2 separate regions of the Homo sapiens genome follow, and region 1 is linked to region 2. A link is a contact called in ENCODE Hi-C data. All regions are on one chromosome and are shown on one strand. Each heading gives the region's core, a stretch centred on a gene start or an enhancer-like site at or near the end of the contact. The rest is flanking DNA. Distances are from core to core; before and after follow the strand shown.

Region 1 (2,700 bases), core at 185-2,684, 1.5 Mb before region 2:
TTTTCCCCTTCCTTGGTGTTACCTCCAAATATCTGGAGAAGCTGGGAGAGAAATGGTCATGGCTGCATATCCAAGGAGCCCAACCTAGGAAGCTTCCATCTTTGTCTAGGAGGAAGGTTCGGCCACTGCACCTGGAGCCCGAAGCACCGGACACCAGGCGCGCCGTTCTGGCGCTCTGCAGGGCCTCTCTGGGTGAAGGAAAGCGGGCAGCCTGGGTTCAGCCCACCGGGTCCCCTTTCGAATGCCATTTCCCAGCTGAAAATCCAGCCAGCACAGCCTGGACGCCGAGCCCTCTGGAGCCCTGGTCAGGACGCTTTAATTTTCACCCTCCCGCTCTGGGTCTGAACAACCCCCCCGTCCCCCGCCCCCCACCCCAAGGTGTTGTTTCCTAGGGTCTTCTGGGGACATCCCTACCTGTCGAGGGCCTGCCCTCCTCGGGCTAAAAGTTCAGCCCTTCGACAGAGCCATGGAATAAGAGGCGACTCTCCCTGTGTCCCGCAAGTGGTTTCTCGAGGTACCCCTCTGAGGCTGCAGCCCCCGGAGCAGACCTGGCTCTGCATAGCAGCAAAAGCAACCGCCTACCTGGGCCGGGGCAGGACTGTGCCGCGGCGGCAGGGACAGTGTGAGCGCCGCCGGCCCCCTCACCCGGCGAGGGCCCTGCGCTCACACTTCTTCCAGGGGAAGGAGTGGCCACGCCTGAGCCCCCCTAAACGACCTCTTCAGGAGAAAAGAGTGCCGGCCAGGAGTCCCTCCAGTAACCTCAGTTTAGATCGGGTTTTCGCGCCTCCCCTAGGAATCCGGCTGGAAACCCCGGAGACTCTGCGCCTAGAGTTTTGCGGGCGTCTCTCTGCCTCCCCGCAGCTTCCGGCTCTCGCAGGCTTCATCCACTCCCTCTTCCCCCGGACCTGCCTGAACCCCGCCGAGCACTAGGCAAGGCCGGGCTCTGCGGGCTGGGGAAAAGAAGGGGCTTGGGGTGGCCCAACCCGACCGCCACCTCGGCCCGGCCTGCGGGGAAACCCCACAAAGTCAAGGCGCGGGGCGGGGTCGGGGGGATGGGATCCAGAGAGAGACTCAGAGGGGCGCCCCTTCCCCCCAGGGGTCTCCGAATCCTAGGGACTCTCTAAGCCCCCGTGGCAGAGAAAAGAGGAATTTTTAAAAACAAATCTTCCCTTGCCTGAGGCCATTTTCCAGCCTTCCACGCGCCTTTGCCGGGGAAAGAGTCGATGACTCGCCCTGCTCATCGGCTCAGACCAGAGCTACCCTGAGCCCACACCTCTCCTCCTCTCTGCAAGACATCCCTTCCGCCACCCCCAGTCCCGCCGTCCTCCCCTCTCCAGACCCACTGACCTTGGGAAGGCGCAGACCCACCGCTCGCCAAGCCTCGCCCCGCACTGTGCACGGGAAGAGGGGGCTCCGCGCGCAGCCCAGTCCGGTTAGCTGGTCGGCGTCGGCGGGGCTGCCGAGGTGGCGCAGAGCTCCCCTCCCCCACGCCTTATAATTTAATCACACGCGATATTAAATTATCAAGCTGCTCATTAATCATCACGCGAGTTATTGGGACTGAACACGCCGCCGCGTGTTTTGACAGCCCAGAACCATTCGCGGGGGTCGGGGTGTGTCTGGGTTTGGGGGCTGGGGGATGTCTAGCCACTCTAGAGAAACACTGCGAGCCCCACGCGGGCTGGTGGAGCCTCTTGCCTGGAAAAAGATGTGGAAACGCGCAGGCTGGGCGTCAGAGTTTGGTTGAGGGTCTGTCAAAAGCCCAAACGTAACCCTCCCAGGCCACTTTCCTTAATATTTGGATTTTGATCACGATGATTAAGACAGCCGGTGATGTGTAATCAACAGCATCTTAATTTGCAGTTTTTCAGGAGGGTGAATTTGACCTGACTCTGAGCATCTTCATTGCCCAGTGTGGACGGTGTGAAGTTAATGCGGTTGAAATACAGAGGGAATCAGATCACCGATGTCATTTCAAAGAATAACTTTTCCCTGATTCAAAGGGTCTCTCTTGCCTTTCACATACTACAAATGTGGAGAGAGAGACATAAAGAGTTTTAAAAATTAAATTCTTAATTTGGGGTATTCATTTTTAAAATGATTTACGCGTTTCGCCCTGGAGTGGTTAGAACCTGGTTTTATTTTCTAGGGTTTTATTTTTCCTTTTCTCTATTTCAATTAAAGGAATCTCTTTAAATGAATAAACCAATTAAATGAAACTTCTTATGATTTCATTCCATACAATAGAAGAAACAAATGATCATTAAAAGTTGTCTTAGTGTTACAAAGGAGAGTAATTAATTCTCAGCATTCACACCAGCAAAACGATAAACAAGAGGGAAAACATCCCCCAACTCTGGAAGAGGTGGTGTAGATGTGAATCTGCAAACCAACTTAAAAATATATATACCTAGTTTGAAATTAGTCTTTGGAAGAAATGTAATTCCCAAATTAAGTCTTTTGCCACCTTAGCATAAACCAAGGCTAGTTTTTAGCGGAAGACCAGTTCCTCTGGGCAAGAGCTGTGAATTTCAATAAGTTGGCAAGCCAAGTTTTCTACACAAATCAGAGATTAAATCAAGTTGTTTTCCCTTTTTAAAATATAAAGTATAAACAAATACCAAACTGGGGCATGTTCCAAATCCTCTGCAGCTAAATTGCATTTAACTTTTCCACCAGAAAATGTGATCAATTTAGTAA
Region 2 (2,867 bases), core at 180-2,679:
AGGGAAGGAGAGGAGGGGCCACCAAGGGTCCCCACACAGGAAGGTGACTACATAACACTGACCCTGCTGAACAACGAAACAGATTTCTGCCCACTTGGGTTCGAAGTCTGGTGACTGCGGCGCAGATGGGAAAAGCTTTCCGGTCGGGGGTGGTGGGCAATTTCCATGTGCCAGTTCCCTGTCGCATCAGACCAAAGACCCAAAGTAACCCAGCCAGGCACGGGCCTCTCACAGTGCCTGCTACCCAGGCGTTTAAAGAAAAGACCCCAGAGAGAATGTGGATCTGGCGTGGGGGCAGGGATTGGGGGGGGGCGCTGGTAGACACCTGGGGAAATACAACTTTATGAGGTTTCAAGGGGCAGCAGCAGAACTACTATTTTTCCGAGGTCCACGCCTTTCCGCAGGCGGCGGAAAGACGCGGCTGGTTCTGTTGGGTCCTACAAACTCGCGTCCTCCGGAATTCCCGAGGGCAAGCCCGGCACGCGCGAGCGTGCTCCTGCCCGTGGAAGGGGGGAAATCGGCGACTGGGTTGCAGGGAGAATGCGATGATAAATGGCCCTGCGTCTGCTTTCTGACTTTCTCTCCTGGACCCAGCTCGTAACCCCAGAGGCTCCCCAACCTGCCTGCCGCCAAGCACGGCTGTGCGCAAAAGGCCACCAGCCGCTTCCTGCAGCCAGAGCTAAGGTTCACTCGCCTCTTAGAAAGGCGCGGCCCCTCCCCTGCTGCTGCTTGATGACGATCCCCATCGTCTCCTCGGCCTGCCTGTGTCCGAGAAAGAGTTGAGACTGGACTCGAACCCCTGCGCGCCAAGGGGAGGGCGTCACCATGCTCCGGCCTCAGCCTCTTCAAACTCCCATGCACCACGCACATCATTTTCTGCTGACCCCCACACTAGATTCTGGGGCCAAGGGGGTTCCCCACACCCCACCCTCCACTGTTCTCTGGAAACATGCTGCTCTCAGATCGAATCCCCAGACCCGAGCCGCTCGAGGGGCCTGTGTGGCTTCCTCGGGGCCCTACCAAACTCCTCTAACTGAGCTCAGAGCCTAAGCGGTCTGAGTTTGCAACTCTACGACCCCTCATCCTTCCAAGTCATGCACTTTCCGAACCCCCTGCAAAAAAACCCAACGCCTTGAGTCTCAGTTGGCTGAGCTTACCACCAGCCAAGCCCGCCCGGGCGTCCGAGCCCTGGAAGGGAGAAGGACTGGCTGGGGGAGGGGCGGTGAGCGGACAGGAGTGGGGTGCGGACGCTGAGGAGGGGAGCCGGGCGCGGTCCCCGGGTGGGCGCGCTCCCTACCTGCGGCGGCCGGCGGGCCGGCTGGCGGGCGGGCTGCGGAGCGTCCAGCTCGCGGAGGGAGGAGGCCGACTGCTCCGAGCCGAGGCATCCCCGCATTTATTTGAGCTCAAACCAAGCGACTGTTGACTTTAGCACACAAAGCAAAGATTTCACTGCCCGCTAGTTTAAAAATGAATATTTTACCAAGATATCGATCAGCGTTATAAAATTCAGTTAAGTACAATGGGATCCTGGCAAAAAAAAAAAAAAAAGAATAATAAAGGAGGGGGGAGGCAATATAATATCTGTGCAAATTTGCTGAAGTGTGACGTGGCATGGAAAGTTTACCCTCCTGGAATTCGGATCTAGAATGTTTTTTTCGGTTGTTTACAGACTTTGTTTATTCACAGATCATGGTTGCTTAAACCGGCGCGCGGAAAGCGTGGGGAAAAAAGGAAAAAAAGGAGGGGGGAGAGTCTCTGCACCCCACAATGAGTAGAGTTGGGGAAAGCGCGCAGTGGCGATTTGTGAGCTCGTTATCTCGGAACCCGGGCTAGGGGAGGGATTTAAGCGGGAGGGGGGCGTGAAAGACACAAGAAGCACAGAAAAGCCTCCGAAAGCGCCTGCTCCCCGACATCCTTTTTATGTATTCGGACAGAACTATATCTTATCGGCCGGGATCAGTGAAGGGGGGCGCGCTAAGTAGTTTAAAACGACCCTCGCACAATGGGCGTGCCATACGAAACATAGCAGGTTAGGGCAGCGCTTTCAGCCTCCATTGTCCCCCACTCGGCCCCCGGCCCTGCCTCTCGGCTCCTTCGCCACGGGAGCCTTTTATGTGATAATGAAACACATTTCAGGCCGGGCTCACGACGTGTGTGTCCTTGCTAGGAGGAGAGACGGCCTGATTGCTGGCTGTGGCCTCCGGATCCCCCCCTCCCCAATTTCTCTTCCTTGTGTTCTTCGGGACAATGTGGCATGTTAAGAAAGGGATTTGGTGGCGGGAGGGGGGCAGTGGCGGGTGGGAGGCGGAGGCGATGCCAAACCCCCCTCAAGCGCGTGGGAAGGCCAGGCTTGTTGGGGAAGGCGGCGGGGTGGGGGATGGGGTGGCAGAGACCCCAGCAAGGTAGCACTCAAAGACAGTCTCCAGGTCTGGGGCGTAGCTGGAACACTCCAGGTTAGGATGGTCAAGAAGCCCAAAGATCTAATCTTGAAAAAAGGAGCCTGAGCTTAGAAACCTGAGGCAAAAAGTCCTAGCCTCCAGGCTTTCGGAGTGTTTTTACCCACCGCAAGCCACTGCGCGCGGGAGTGGCTCCCAAGTCTGCCTGACCCGCGACGACACTGATCCTGCCCTCGCCCAGCCAGCAGATGTCCTGGGCAAAACCAACACCAGACTCCCCTTTGCGCTGTCGGCCTTGGTTTTCACTGCCGTTGGCCGTCCTTTTAGGCCAGCGAGGTCGTCTGGGGGGAGAGGCAGCATGGTGTATAAGAATTCACTCTGGGATTTTTCGTTATACTTTTAGAGTCCTTGAAGGCTCACAAAATACCTGCATAACCCCTGGACCCTGCAAACCTGGATTGCCAACCTCAC

Evidence for each region. Hi-C counts contacts between places; a loop is a spot of excess contacts on that map. Pooled maps may share reads with other maps.
Region 1: a loop to region 2 is called in a pooled map, with 18 times the contacts of the local background. The contact joins the promoter of LINC00237 here to the promoter of LINC00261 in region 2. A Hi-C loop is called at or near these places in 6 of 37 single-sample maps with no recorded cell type and 9 of 50 pooled maps.

The regions. Positions count from the first base shown.
Region 1 is chr20:21,104,924-21,107,623 of GRCh38, forward strand. LINC00237 (long intergenic non-protein coding RNA 237) reads right to left here and starts at 1,435. Exons shown (of 2, transcript NR_190203.1): 1 at 1,348-1,435.
Region 2 is chr20:22,577,213-22,580,079 of GRCh38, forward strand. It overlaps LINC00261 (long intergenic non-protein coding RNA 261), which reads right to left and starts at 1,430. Exons shown (of 4, transcript NR_001558.3): 1 at 1,298-1,430. RefSeq lists enhancers at 277-1,232, 1,233-2,188, 2,189-2,867.